Regions from separate parts of the Homo sapiens genome. Here region 2 is linked to region 1. Evidence: chromatin contacts called from ENCODE Hi-C or POLR2A ChIA-PET data. All regions are on one chromosome and are shown on one strand. The core of a region is the stretch at or near the end of the contact, and the rest is flanking DNA. Distances in the headings are between cores, read along the strand shown. Region 1 holds the start of LOC107985048 (a long non-coding RNA gene). Region 2 overlaps TEX14 (testis expressed 14, intercellular bridge forming factor).

What was found. A loop is a pair of places that touch in the nucleus more often than their neighbours do. ChIA-PET counts read pairs that join two places held with the same protein, here RNA polymerase II (POLR2A). Pooled maps may share reads with other maps.
Region 2: a loop to region 1 is called in a map of psoas muscle, with 2.1 times the contacts of the local background. The contact joins two enhancer-like sites. A Hi-C loop is called at or near these places in 3 of 168 maps with a recorded cell type or tissue (K562, mammary epithelial cell and psoas muscle) and 4 of 50 pooled maps. POLR2A ChIA-PET finds 5 or more read pairs at or near these places in 11 of 52 experiments (A673, BJ, H1 and 8 more).

What each region holds. Positions count from the first base shown.
Region 1 is chr17:58,572,407-58,579,973 of GRCh38, reverse strand. It overlaps TEX14 (testis expressed 14, intercellular bridge forming factor), which reads left to right. Exons shown (of 32, transcript NM_031272.5): 20 at 243-309; 21 at 2,518-2,599; 22 at 5,725-5,787; 23 at 6,666-6,793. It overlaps LOC107985048 (a long non-coding RNA gene), which reads right to left and starts at 6,201. Exons shown (of 3, transcript XR_001752952.2): 1 at 5,711-6,201; 2 at 5,090-5,198; 3 at 1-1,144. Within about 2 kb of position 2,798, at least 3 of the 41 ENCODE cell types and tissues checked have a DNase peak (open chromatin) inside an H3K27ac peak, as active enhancers do.
Region 2 is chr17:58,676,159-58,683,725 of GRCh38, reverse strand. All of the region lies in intron 1 of TEX14 (testis expressed 14, intercellular bridge forming factor), which reads left to right. All of the region lies in intron 1 of IGBP1C (IGBP1 family member C), which reads left to right. It also overlaps the pseudogene RNU1-52P and the pseudogene RNVU1-34. Among named protein-coding and RNA genes, the nearest start is that of IGBP1C, 12 kb to the left of the region's middle. Within about 2 kb of position 3,806, at least 2 of the 41 ENCODE cell types and tissues checked have a DNase peak (open chromatin) inside an H3K27ac peak, as active enhancers do.

The sequences.
Region 1 (7,567 bases), core at 1,549-4,048:
TAAGGAGGCGGAGTCACATAATTCCTCTTCACAATGAGAGGTGAGGGAGGACTTACTGAGGAGAGGACATATGATACAAATAAGTACTTAATGTCTAGGAAGCAAGTTTGTGCTTTTTCTATAAAGATGCAGGGATCTTATGAAGATTTTCAAGATTTAAGAACATCAAGAAATTATTGACCTTTTAATATGTCTGCCTCCAGTGAACCTCCTTTCTTTGCTTTTCTTTTGTTCTTTTTTAGACCTCGAGTCCCATAGAAGAGGACTTTGAAGGAATACAAGGTGCATTTGCCCAACCTCAAGTCTCTGGTAATAAGCCCTTAGGGAAGATTCCTTGAGAATCACTTCCCTTAAATTTCTTCTGTTGGATCACAGATGTTTAGAGCTGGGGGGATCCTGAGGGACAGCCTCGTCCAAACCTTTCATTATATGGTTGAGAAAACCAAGGTTCAATGATTTCTCCTCAATAGAACAAATCCCTTCCTCCTCACCAACCTCATGACATCCACGTGTTGTATTATTTATACCTCCCCTTGCATTTTTATAGCAAATGTTGTTGTAGTCACTGCTTTTTCCCCCTTTGGTCTCTCAAGCTTTCAGGCTCCTTGGTGTGCCACATAGCAAGTGCAGTTATCTTTGCTAAGCTGACCTGGGGGATTTGCCCAAGCTACATAGCTAGTTATTAACATAACAAAATTAGAACTAGGTTTTCATGTATTTCTTCTCCCCAGAAGGCAGTGTCACCAGCATTTTCCTTTGCTTGCTTAGCATCTTAGCAAAGAGTTAGTAACAGTTAACAATGCAGATTCAACTTAACATCTACCACTTGGGAGGCCTTGGGTTCTATATAACTTAGCAGGGGCTTTCTTTTAGATGAGAAGGTAGCCTTGGATCAGTAGCCAGGGATGTGGCACCAGACAGATATAAGTTAACTGTTGGCTTTGTTACATTTTTAAAATTGTGTACTCTTGTTCTTTTAAGGTATGTACTCATCTATTTTAAAAGTAGAGTTATCCACCTACCAACCTGTGTAGCTATCCATGGTCATGTCTCAACCGTCTAAACCCAAACAGCGTAGTGTTATGAACTTACTCCCTTCTTCCACTGCATACTCCAGCTTCCAACTGTAACCTTGTGAAGGCCCCTGCCAGAGTTGGGAGCATTTTAAGAAGCTGTAAGCTTTTAGATCAACTTTTACTTAAAGTCTCAGCATAATATGTATTAAAAGTCTCCAGAGCCTTGGGCCACCCACCTCTTCCTGCAGAGCCTCTTTTTTGGACCTGCCTTGTATGTGGCCACTTAACTTGTATGTGGAGGTGAGTTGAGTGGGATGGAAAAGTTTAGGGCAGACAGGTCAGATAACCAGAGCTAGTTTAATACAGACACATGAAGTATGTGAAAAAGTCTCTGATTTCTACTCCATTCACTTCTTTCTGCCCCTCTCTGCCCCCTTTTCCTTCTACTGTTCTGATATATATCCCCTTCCACATGAGAGGACACAACAGGGGTACAGGATGCAGCATGCTAGGTTCCAAGACCCATTCTGCCACTGACTTTTTCTGCATAACCTTCAGCAAGTCACTTCACCCCAGGGCCCTACTTTCCCCTGGTATAAAGTAAAGGAGAGGGTCGGACTCTAAAGTCTCTAAGCTCTAAATGTTGCTTCTTAGGAATTAGTTTATGCTTTCTGGATATTTATCATTTTAAAAGGGTCAGAGGAAGAGGAACCCCCAATGTCTCTCCACTGGTGGGGTTTCAGAGCTCCTTGGTAGCTGTGAAAGGTGGCATTGTTCTGATGGGCCTTCTTAGTGTCTACCAGACCACCTGGACCTAAGGAATGGGATGGGGGTGGGGGAGTCATAGGCATTTGGAAACAGGGCTGGATGCTCCATCTGCCCCCTTCTTTATTAACTAGGACAGTACAGTGGTGGGAAGGAAAATGGATACTGGCCCTGCCTGCCTGGAGCAAAGCATCTTACTGAGAACTGGGGAGGAGTAACTTCAGATAACTTGATGCCAAGAAGAACAGAAGACAGTTGAATTAGCTCCTCAGTACTCAAGACCCCACGCCCACGCCCACGCCCACACCTAGTGTTTGATGGCCAAGTGGCATAGTTAGAGTTCGGGGCTGTTTAGTTAACAAACAGTTCTTGTTTTCAACGCCCCCTGGCGTCTGTTGACAGGAACCGGGTCAGTTTGCCTTCTTAAAAAGACAAAACAACATTTGTCTTCAGAAATAACTGTGGTTATAACTGAAAGGCCAGTAAATAGCTTGATTGTATTCTGAGTGTCAGAATATAGTTCTGTGCTCTGAGCAAGGAAAATAAACTTTCAGAGCAAAAACCTCTTCTACAGCACTCAATCCAAACCCAATTAGGGCAGCACTTTGTTTATCCAGATTATTTCTAATTCTGGACCAGACCAAGGGACATTCTAGGGAATGGTGACAATAATTTGGGTTGACAAAGATTCAGTAAAAAAAAATATATATATATATTTTTAACTTTATTCTTTCAGGTGAGGAAAAGTTCCAAATGAGAAAAATTCTTGGAAAGAATGCTGAGATTTTGCCCAGGTCTCAATTTCAACCTGTACGAAGGTATGGGCTATTATTATCTTATGCAGTTTCAAACTCATAGATGCAATGTTAAATGGTGATAATGCTCCGTGTTTATATATTGCTTGTCTTCAGATGTATTAGCTACTATCTTATAAAAGTTAGCTTTGGGCAGCTTAGCTGTGTTAGGACTTGTGCAGTAGAATTTGAGGGATTGAGTCATCACCTTTACTTAGATCTGACTCTGACTTTCTGTTCATGTGACCTTGTCAAGGTTCTCAACCCCTCTATTCTATTTTCCCATCTGTGAAGCAGGGATAAGAATCCTTACTGAGAATGTTGACAATAGGAACTTAAAGTAATAATATAACTCCTGGGCATTTATCCCAGAGAGATGAAAATTTACATTTACACAGAAATACATACAGGAACGTTTATAACAAATTTATCCATAATACCTCCAAACTGGAAACCCGGATGTCCTTCACCAAGTAAATGATTAAACAGACTTTGGTACATCCATACCATTGAGTGCTTGCTACTCAGCAGTAAAAAGAAATAAACTATTGATACATGCAACAACTTGGCTAAATTTCCAGAGAATTATGCTGAGTAGGAAAAGCAATCCCAAAAAGTTATTTACTGTGTGATTCCATTAATATAACATTCTTGAAATGACAAAATTATAAAAATAAAGAACAGATGAGTGGTTGCCAGGGGTTAAGGAAGGGGTGGGGAAAGGAGGGAAGCAGGCATAGCTGTAAACCAGAAATATCTTTGTGGTAGTAGAAATGTTCTGTATCTTGACTGTATCAATGTCAATATCCTGGTTGTGATACTGTCCTATAGATTTGCAAGATGTTACCACTGGGATAAAGTGGGTAAAGTGTATTTTCTTTTTCTTGAGATAGAATTTCACTCTTGTTGTGTGATCTCAGCTCACTGCAGTGGCGTGATCTCAGCTCACTGCAGTGGCGTGATCTCAGCTCACTGCAACCTCCACCTCCCGGGTTCAAGTGATTCTCCTGCCCCAGCCTCCCAAGTAGCGGAATTATAGGCATGTGCCACCACACCTGGCTAATTTTGTATTTTTAGTAGAGATGGGGTTTCACCATGTTGGCCAGGTTGATCTCGAACTCTTGACCTCAGGTGATCCACCTGCCTCGGCCTCCCAAAGTGCTGGGATTACAGGCGTGAGCCACCGCATTCAGCCAGTAAAGTGTATTTCTTACAATTGCATGTGAATCTACAATTATCTCAAAAGAAAAGTTTAAAAAATTCATAATTGTTATAACGTATCTGGCACAATAACATTCAATTTATTTTATTCTCTCTGGGCCTCAGTTTCCTTAATTATAATTATTGTAGCTAGTATTTCCTAAATATCTAGCATATGCCAGGCACTCTGTTTCATTGTCTGATTTAATCCACATAACAACCCTGTGAGGCACATACCATTGCCTCCATTTGCCAGTAAAGAAAGCAAAGTTCAGAGAGTTTAAATATTTTTTTCTAAGGTCACTCAGCTAGTCAGTCAGGATAGACTAGATTATGCTATATATAGTAAACAACTCCCAAATTTTAGTGGTTTAAAACAACAAGTTTCTTCTTTGCTCCTGCTTCATGTCCATGGCTCATGGGTTGGCCAGGAATGTTCTGTGCTATATTGCCTTCTATCAGACTTAGGCTGAGGGAGGCCCCATTTTTGTGCTTCCTTGATTGCTAAGGCAGGAAAAATGGAACACGGTGAGTTGTGTACTGGCTGTTAAAGTTTCTGCCCAGAAGTGACTCATCACTTTCACTCATATTTTATTGGTTAAAACAAGTTCTGTGGTCATTTATGTAAATCAAGAGGGCCAAAAAGTCCTGTTGTATTATTTAGAAGGAGAAACAAACATTTTTGGTAACAGAATTAATAAAGTCACAACTCAACCCCAAATCCATGATCTTTCATTTATATCACTGGTCTCAGAGGATTTTTGCAAGGATTAAAAATGTGAAGGACAGGCACAGTGGCTCACACCTGTAATCTTAGCACTTTGGGAGGCCGAGGCAGGCAGATCACCTGAGGTCAGGAGTTTGAGATCAGCCTGACCAACATGGAGAAACCCCGTCTCTACTAAAAATACAGAAAATTAGCCGGGCGTGGTGGCGCATGCCTGTAATGCCAGCTACTTGGGAGGCTGAGGCAGGAGAATCACTTGAACCCAGGAGGCGAAGGTTGCAGTGAGCTGAGATCGCGCCATTGCACTCCAGCCTGGGCAACAAGAGTGAGACTCCATCTCAAAAAAAAAAAAAAAAAAGTGAAAACATGGAAGGATTTAGCATGGGATCTGCCTTATAGTTAATGTTCAGTGAGTACTGACATTGAATCTTAAATATTGGTTAAAGTAGAAACAGGTCAAGTTTGTCTTCACTATTCTGGCCATTTTTTGGTACAAGCCTCTCTGGCCTCTCCTGGTACACTATGCCAGGAAGCTTCTTACAGGTGCTGAGGCCTCATGGCTGTGCCCCTTTGCTCCAATATCTTACCTCCCAGCAAAGTTCCTGTGCTCTGTTGATTTTCTCATGAATTTGCTCACAGTCGTATAGAGTCTTTAACTGATTTCAGAGCTGACCCTTAGAGAGTATTTATTCAACTCTGGAGAGAAAAATGAGGCCCAGACATGTCAGAGAACTCGCAGCTAGTAGTACAGCCAGAACCAGAACTCACACTTTTTTTTTTTTTTTTTTTTTTTTTTGGAGATGGAGTCTCATTCTTGCTGCCCAGGCTGGAGTGCAATGGCGCGATCTCAGCTCACTGCAACCTCCGCCTCCTGGGTTCAAGCAATTCCTGTCTCAGCCTCCCGAGTAGCTGGAACTACAGGCACGTGCTACCAAGCCCAGCTAATTTTTGTATTTTTAGTAGAGACGGGGTTTCACCATGTTGGCCAGGATGGTCTCGATCTGTTGACCTCGTGACCCACCCGCTTTGGCCTCCCAAAGTGCTGGGATTACAGACGTGAGCCAACGTGCCTGGCACAGAACTCACACTTTCTACTCCTGAGCTTAGTGCCCTTTCCTCTGCGTCTCACACTGGGCTGATCAACTGGTTCCTTGTAGCAAGTAGTTAGTGTACTTTGTTCACAGAGGGGATTTATGTAATTTTCTTACTTTCTTTCTCACAGTACTGAAGATGAACAAGAAGAGACATCAAAGGAGTCACCAAAGGAACTGAAAGAGAAAGACATGTATGATCACCAAAGAGAATGCCTAGGGATGCTTGTGTAAAGTCTTGGTTTTAAGGGAATAGTATATTCTTGTTTGTAAGGATCTTTCCATTTTTACGTGTAGACTTAATGTGAGTATGCTGCTTCTTTCACCAAAAAGTTGTTATCAAATTGGTGATATGATTTATAACTAATAGCAGCTTACACTCAAGGAAATGTAGTGATGATAATAATAATCATAATAATAATAAGTTTACGCTTAAGGTAGATTAAATCTGTTTTCCACGTAAATATCCTGGAAATATGGAATATTTCATCTATGGAAATAGTTTATTTTTAGCTGCTGATATGTTTAAAGTTACAGTATCTAGCAAAGAAAGTCTCTATGGTGCCAGGTGTGGTGGCTCATGCCTGTAATCCCAGCACTTTGGGAGGCTGAGGTGGGCGGATCACCTGAGATCAGGAGTTCGTGACCAGCCTGGCCAACATGGTAAAATCCCATCTCTACTAAAAATACTAAAATTAGCCAGGCATGGTGGCACACGCTTGTAGTCCCAGCTACCCAGGAGGCTGAGGCAGGAGAATCACTTGAACCCGGGAGGCGGAGGTTGCAGTGAGCCGAGATCATGCCATTGCACTCCATCCTGGGTGACAAGAGCAAAACTCTGTCCCTGCCGCCAAAAAAAAGTCTCTTTGGTAATAAAGTTACAATCTCTTTTAAATATGTTCTCTAATATTCTCTTTAAGATACATAAGATGTTCTAAGATATTCTCTAATTCTGGCCTATTGCCACATACAAATTTTGTTAAGATTATACTTAAAAAGTACCTCTCAGGAATATATTGTTTGATTTTTCTAGTCATCTTCTCATCATTACTGTGTGCTCTTAATTCTTTAGATCATTGACGGATATTCAAGACCTGTCTAGTATCTCCTATGAACCAGACAGCTCTTTTAAGGAAGCTTCATGCAAAACACCCAAAATAAACCATGCACCTACCAGTGTCAGCACTCCACTCAGCCCAGGTAATCACAGGGAAGAGAAGTGTTTGGGGAGAAGGACTTACAGCCCCAGCCCATTGTCTCTGGGAAGCCAAGCCGTGGTATCAGAGCTGGTGGCTGTGTTGTCATAGTGCAAAGGTTTTTCTTTAGGGCCAAAACTGGGTAATCCCATTGTAGGCCAGGGGGCGGGGTGATGGTGGTGGTGATTATTGGGCAGCCGTTAGGAGGTTTTGGTTAGAACTGCAGTGGTAAAGCCATGCAAATGCTACATCTCCTCTAAGCACTACTGAATTTAGTACAAAAACATTGAGCTTTGTAGAGTTTGCAACTTAAAACAGTACCTTGTGCTTAAACTTTATATAGTTCTTAAGTCCTGCAACCATATGCAACCAGCATCAAATATCCTCTCTTTAGTGGCCTTACTTCCAATATATTTGTGGTTTAAAAAATCACCGTTTATTTTATTTTGGTAAAGTTTAGAGGCCAAGTTTAGAGACTATTATTTTTTATACCATGAGGAGCTGTGTCTCAGATCAATGATTGTTTCAGTAATTTTTTTTTTTTTTTTTTTTAAAGACAGAGTCTCACTCTGTTGCCCAGGCCGGAGTGCAGTGGCGCAATCTCGGCTCACTGCAAGCTCCGCCTCCCGGGTTCATGCCATTCTCCTGCCTCAGCCTCCCGAGTAGCTGGGACTACAGGCGCCCGCCACCGCACCCAGCTAATGTTTTGTATTTTTAGTAGAGACAGGGTTTCACCGTGTTAGCCAGGATGGTCTTGATCTCCTGACCTCGTGATCCA
Region 2 (7,567 bases), core at 2,557-5,056, 100 kb before region 1:
AGTGGCGCAGTCTCAGCTCACTGCAGACCCCGCCTTCCGGGTTCAAGCAATTCTCCTGCCTCAGCCTCCCGAGTAGCTGGGATTACGGGCGTGAGCCACTATGCCTGGCTAATTTTTGTATTTTTAGTAGAGACAGGTTTTCACCATGTTGACCAGGCTGGTCTTGAACTCCTGACCTCAGGTTATCCGCCTGCCTCAGCCTCCCAAAGTGCTGGGATTACAGGCGTAAACCACCGCACCTGGCCAATTCTGTCTCTTTTTAAATAATCTACTAGATTCAGTTTATAAAGATTTTATATGTTTACTTATGTTAGTATTTAACAAACATATATTTCCTTTTTTTTTTGGGGGGGGGGATGGAGTCTTGCTTTGTCACTCAGGCTGGAGTGCAGTGGTGTGATCTCAGCTCACTGCAACCTCCGCCTCCCAGGTTCGAGCAATTCTCCTGCCTCAGCCTCCGGAGTAGCTGGGATTACAGACACGTGCCACCATGCCCAGCTAATTTTTGTATCTTTAGTAGAGATGGGGTTTTGCTATGTTGCCCAGGCTGGTCTTGAACTCTTGACCTCAAGTGATTCACCCGCCTCAGCCTCCCAAACTGCTGGGATTACAGGCGTGAGCCACCGTGCTCAGCCTTTCCTCATTTTTGTCTTTTTTTTTTTTTTTTTTTTTTGAGACAGACTCTCGCACTGTCGCCCAGGCTGGAGTGCAATGGCGCGATCTCGACACATTGCAACCTTGGCCTCTCAAAGTGCTGGGATTGTAGGTGTTAGCCACCGCATCCAGCTCCTCATTTTTTTCTAATCAAAGAAATGAGGCTCTTCTCAAAGGATATTAAGGTATGCAGGACCTCTGTGAGGATTATAACAGTAACATTTTTCTTAACTTGCTTAGAGTTACAAGGCAGTGGAGGACAGACATCTTTTTGCCTAAGGCTGACTCCCTTGAACAGATATTTTGATAACTAGGCCAATAGCAATGAAATTTTTGTGAAACATTGAAACTGGGACTTGTGAGGATTCATGAGCCACTTAAGACTCTGTAGGCTGGGCAGCCGGGCATGGTGGCTCACGCCTATAATCCCAGCACTTTGGGAAGCTGAGGTGGGCCTGTAAATTATCAACATTTTGTTTTGTGAAATAAAACACACTTTGAAATCTGGTTGGAGGAGTGGTCGTGGTGGCTCACACCTGTAATCCCAGTACTTTGGGAGGTTGAGGCAGGTGGATCATTTGGGGTCAGGAGTTCGAGACCAGCCTCGCCAACATGGCAAAAACCCATCTCTACTAAAAATACAAAAACTAGCCGGGCATGGTGGCATGTGCTTGTAATTCCAGCTACTCAGGAGGCTGAGGCAGGAGAACCGCTTGAACCTGGGAGGCAGATGTGGCAGTGAGCTGAGATGGCACCACTGCACTCTAGCCTGGACGACAGAGTAAGACTCTGTCACAAAAAAAAAAAAAGAAAGACTCTGTGGCCTGGGCATGGTGGTTCCATGCCTCTAATCCCAACTGTCTGGGAGGCGGAGACGGGTCAATTGCTTGAGCCCAGGAGTTTGAGCCCAGCCTGGGCAACATGGTGAAACTCCCTCTCTACAAAAAATACAAAAGTTAGCCAGACATGGTAGTGTGTGCCTGTAGTCCCAGCTACTCAGGAGGCTCACTTGACCCCTGGGGGTCAAGGCTGCAGTGAGCTGTGATGGTGCCACTGCACTCTAGCCTGAAGAAGGCACTGCTAGTCACAAATCTTCTGAAACTGGCATTTTGGTTGTAAGAATTGTTTGGTGGTAATGGCAGTATAGTTCACATACATTACCTTTTCCCTTACATGAGTTGTTCCACCAGATTTCTTTTTTCTTTTCTTTTTTTTTGTTTTTTTGTTTGAGACAAGAGTTTCCTGCTGTCACCCAGGCTGGAGTGCAATGGCATGATCTTAGCTCACTGCAACCTCTGCCTTTCAGGTTCAAGCGATTCTCCTTCATCAGCCTCCTGGGTAGCTGGGATTACAGATGCACACCACCAGATATTTTTGTATTTTTAGTAGAGACAAGGTTTCACCATGTTTGCCAGGCTGGTCTCGAACTCCTGGCCTCAAATGATCCACCTGCCTCGGCCTCCCACAGTACTGGGATTACAGGTGTGAGCCACTGCGACCAGCCCTCCAACCAGATTTCAAAGTGTGTTTTATTTCACAAAACAAAATGTTGACAATTTATAGAGCATACATATACATATGTGTGTATGTATATATATATTACATAATACTTCTTTGAAAAGGAAAGTATATAAAAATAAAACTGATAGACTGTCAGAACATCAGACTTGAGAACAAGTGTCTGGTTGCATCACAGAATCCCCTACCTCCTTGTCCCAATATTCTTTTTCTCCCCATCTAAGACACCTCTATGTTCTCAGTTGTTGCTTGTTTAGCAAGATTTTTATTTTCATTTTTATTTATTTATCATTAGAGATGGAGTTTCGATCTTGTTGCTCAGGCTGGAGTGCAATGGCACAGTCTCGGCTCACTGCAGCCTGGGTTCAGGCGATTCTCCTGTCTCAGCCTCCCGAGTACCCAGGTGCCCACCAGCATGCCCGGCTAATTTATTTTTAGTAGAGAGGGTTTCGCCATGTTGGCCAGGCTGGTCTTGAACTCCTGACCTCAGGTGATCCACCCACCTCAGCCTCCCAAAGTGCTGGGATTACAGGTGTGAGCCACTGCACCTGGCCCAAGATTTTTAAAACAGCATTATTTCTTCCTTTTGTAAAGATGGAAAACCGTGAGCTTGAAGTCAGTGACAAGGAAAAAAAAGTTATAAACTCTGGCTAATTTATTTTGGCAGAAGAGAAGATACCAGAAGAGTCCTTCTGTAAAATAAAAGATGTGGGATATTAGGGTGGTTCTAGTGTGATCTTGGAAAGACAATTGAAGAACACTGTTAACTCTGAAACTCCAATTCTAATTTGTTTTTTTGGTTTTTGTGGGGTTTTTTTGAGACAGAGTCTTGCTCTGTCGCCCAGGCTAGAGTGCAGCGGCGTGATCTCAGCTCATTGCAACCTCCATCTCCTAGGTTCAAGAGGTTCTCCTGCCTCTTGAGTAGCTGGGATTACAGGTGCCTGCCACCATGCCCAGCTGATTTTTGTATTTTTATTAGAGATAGGGTTTTACCATGTTGGCCAGGCTGGTCTCGAATTCCTGACCTCAAGTGATCTGCCCGCATTGGCCTCCCAAAGGGCTGGGATTACAGGCAGGAGTCACAGCGTCCGGCCTGCTTCATTCAAAATTAGAATTAGCGTTTGTGCAATTGATCTTTCAAGTAAGATTGATCATTTGCTGCATGTTTGAAAGACAGCATTTTGTATGTAAGCATGACACTTTGGACTGGTAGGTAACCTATACAGAGATTGGATTTTCAGATATGTAGACTGGATTTTCAGAAATAATTTTACCAAATTTCATGTTTTCAAACTTACTCAGGTTACGTGTATAGCAGCTTGTTTAACTGCGCAAGAAAGCCGTGCGCGCCTGTTTTTGCAGCTGCTGGGGAAGACTGAAACAGGAAAATCCCCTGAGGCCAGAAGTTCGATAACTACTGTACCCCAGCCTGGGCAACAAAGCAAGACTTTGTCTCTGGGGGGAAAAAAAAAGAAAAAAGACACCATAGTGGCATCATTAGTGCCAAACCCTTAAAGGCAGGAGCTAGTTTACGTTATTTACCTTTTAATCTGTAGAGCATTTTTAAGTTTTATTTCAGTCGTGTCACCAAGCATACTAGGAAAGGACATACTGAATGAGATCATCCAAAGGGGTGTGGAGTATGTAGATAAGCGCAGTGACTGCTGGCTATTTGCACCCTAGGCTTATATTTCTTAAGATTTTGAATAGCCAGATATTAAAAATACAGGTGCTGGGTTATTGTAGTTTGGAAAATATCTTTATTCCAGAAATTAGGGGGTCTAAAGAGCACATGAGAAAAATGATCCTATATTTAGAGTGGTTTGAATCTAAGGGTGAACTCTCAGGCAGCGCTGGGGACTCATACTTAACTGGCAAGGGAAATAACATGATCATTAAAGGTGGATTTTTCAGGGTGAGGTTTGTCTCTTGCATTGTGGATGTGCTGACCCCTGTGGTTTTCTACAAATGTGGGAAACTTAATTGCATAATTTGTGGTAGTGGGGACTATGTTGGTTCTCTCCCCTGATCTGGCTTGTTTATAAAAGGCGTACGTTGTATCTTTGCTTCGTAGGTTTTCCTGTGTTATATTGTAACCTCCTGTTTTGGAATAGCGAGAGATTGATGCCTTCTAATGGTCATTTTTTTCTCCACACACGCTTTTGGTCTCACACCCCTCGTGGTTGGTGTTGTCATTGAGTACTACAGTGATTTGCCATTACAATCAGAAGTACGCAGTTGAATACCTTTGGCGGCTCTAAGGGAGTGTTACCTTCACATTTTCCTTGTTTGTAGCCCTTTCCTTTTCAAAGCTAACAATTTAGCATCTTCTGACTTTTCTTCTGTCTTTATATCTTTTTGTGGACCTCCAGAGTCCTTCTGTTTTTTTTCTTTTCTTGGAGACGGCGTTTCGCTCTTGTAGCCCAGGCTGGAGTACAATGGCGCAATCTCAGCTCACAGCAACCTCAGCCTCAAGGGTTCAAGGGATTCTCCTGCCTCAGCCTCTTGAGTAGCTGGGATTACAGGCACACGCCACCACGCCTTGCTAATGTTTGTATTTTTAGTAGAGACGGGGTTTCACCATGTTGGCCAGGCTGGTCTCGCACTCCTAACCTCAGGTGATTTACCTGCCTCGGCCTCCCAAAGTGCTGGGATTACAGGTGTGAGCCACGGCGCCTGGCTCCAGTGTCCTTCTCTTTTATTATTATTATTATTATTATTATTATTATTATTATACTTTAAGTTCTAGGGTACATGTGCACAACGTGCAGGTTTGTTACATATGTATACATGTGCCATGTTGGTTTGCTGCACCCATTAACTCGTCATTTACATTAGGTATGTCTCCTAATGCTATCCCTCCCCGTTTCCCCCATCCTATGACAGACCCTGGTGTATGATGTTCCCCACCCCGTGTTCAAGTGTTCTCATTGTTCAATTCCCACCTATGAGTGAGAACATACGGTGTTTGGTTTTCTGTCCTTGCAAAGTTTGCTCAGAATGATGGTTTCCAGCTTCATCCATGTCCCTACAAAGGACATGAACTCATCCTTTTTTATGGCTGCATAGTGTTCCGTGGTGTATATGTGCCACGTTTTCTTAATCCATTCTATCATTGATGGACATTTGGGTTGGTTCCAAGTCTTTGCTATTGTGAATAGTGCTGCAATAAGCATACACGTGCATGTGTCTTTATAGTAGCATGATTTATAATCCTTTGGGTATATACCCAGTAATGGGATTGCTGGATCAAATGGTATTTCTAGTTCTAGATCCTTGAGGAATCGCCACACTGTCTTCCAGTGTCCTTCCCTTAAGGACCCTGTGATTACATTAGGCCCATCTGGATAAGCTTTTCATCTTAAATCAATCACATCTAAAAACTTCCCTTTTTTTTCCCCCTTGAGTTGGAGTCTCGCTCTGTCGCCCAGGCTGGAGTGCAGTGGCACCATATCTGCTCACTGCAACCTCTGCCTACCAGGTTCAAGCAATTCTCCTGCCTCAGCCTCCCGAATAGCTGGGCTTACAGGCACCCGCCACCATGCCAGGCTAATTTTTGTATTTTTAGTAGAGATGGGGTTTCACCATGTTGGCCAGGCTGGTCTTGAACTCCTGACCTCGTGATCTGCCTGCCTTGGCCTCCCAAAGTGTTGGGATTACAGGCGTGAGCCACCGTGCCCAGCCATTTCTGGCTCTTAAACTTTGGAAAAGTCTTTATCTTGTAAGTAGCAGGCTAGAACTTGTGCAAGAAGAGTGACCCTATGTGAAGAGTGTTTTGAATCTGAGGGTGAGATGTCAGGCAACAACCATGCCTTCCACTTTACCGGGCAGGGAAGATACCCTGACCACAAAGGTGGTTTTCCCAGGGCAAGGTTCACTCATTGCATTCTGTGTTTGCTGGCCCCTGTGATTTCCCCAAATGTGGGATACTCAACTGCATAATTTGTGGTAGTGGGCGACTGTGTTCACACTTTCCCCTGTGTTATTCTTTGTCAAATGGGAAGTAGCCAATGTGATTGTCTGTGGCCGTGTTTGGCTTCTCCTTGCTTGTTTCTTGTGAACTGTGTCTTTAAATTTCCATGGAAGTGAGAAGCTGTACTACTATTTAGTTTGTGATAGTAACAGGCTTCCTTGGTGTTTTTTCTTGGCTGTGTTCCCTTAATCCAGCATAAACTTTGTACACAATGAGTACCACATATATGTTGGCTGAGTCAAATGAACTGGAAATCAAACTCAGGAAGGATTTCCTTTAAGCATTTTTATTTTTAGAGACAGGGTCTTGCTCTTGTCTCCCAGACTGGAGTACAGTGGTGCTCAATCATGGCTCAAAGCAGCCTTGACCTCCTGGACTCAGTCCTTCTGCCTCAGCCTTCCAAGTAGCTGTACAGGCATGTGCCACCACGGCTGGCTAATTTTTTTTTTTTTTTTTTTTTTGAGACGGAGTTTCCCTCTTGTTGCCCAGGCTGGAGTGCAATGGTTTGATCTCGGCTCCCAGCACCCTCCACCTCCTGAGTTCAAGCGATTCTCCTGCCTCAGCCTCCTGAGTAGCTGGGATTACAGGCACCCGCCACAACACCTGGCTACTTTTTTGTATTTTTTAGTAGAGACGGGGTTTCGCCATGCTGGCCAGACTGGCCTCAGGTGATCTGCCTGCCTCGTCCTCCCAAAGTACTGGGATTACAGGCGTGAGCCACCCCACCTGGTCAGCTGGCTAATTTTAAAAGAACTTTTTGTAGCATAGGGTCTCGCTATGTTGCCCAGGCTGGTCTCGAACTCTTGGCCTCAAGTGATCCTCCCACCTCGGCCTCTCAAGGTGCTGGGATTACAAAAATGAGTACCATACCTGGCCCCTAAAGGATTTTAACCTGCTCTTAACAATGACTATAGAATTGAAATTCATTCATTGCATTCTAAAATGACTACTTTGAATGATCACCTTTAGGTTCTGACATAGTAGTTTGTTGGTTTTGTTTTGTTTTGTTTTCTTTTGTTTGAGATGGAGTTTCACTCTTATTGCTCAGTCTGGAGTGCAATGGCATGATCTTGGCTCACTGCAACCTCTGCCTCCCAGGTTCAAGTGATTCTCTTGCCTCAGCCTCCCGAGTAGCTGAGATTACAGACGCCTGCCACCACGCCTGGGTTTTTTTGTGTTTTTTTTTGTTTTTTTGGTTTTTTTTGAGATGGATTTTCTCTCTTGTTGCCCAAGCTGGAGTGCAATGCTGTGATCTTGGCTTACTGCAACCTCTGCCCCCAGGGTTCAAGTGATTCTCCTGCCTCAACCTCCTGAGTAGCTGGGATTACAGGCACCTGCCACCACGCCTGGCTAATTTTCTTATTTTTAGTAGAGATGGGGTTTCACCATTTTGGCCAGGCTGGGCTTGAACTCCTGATCTCA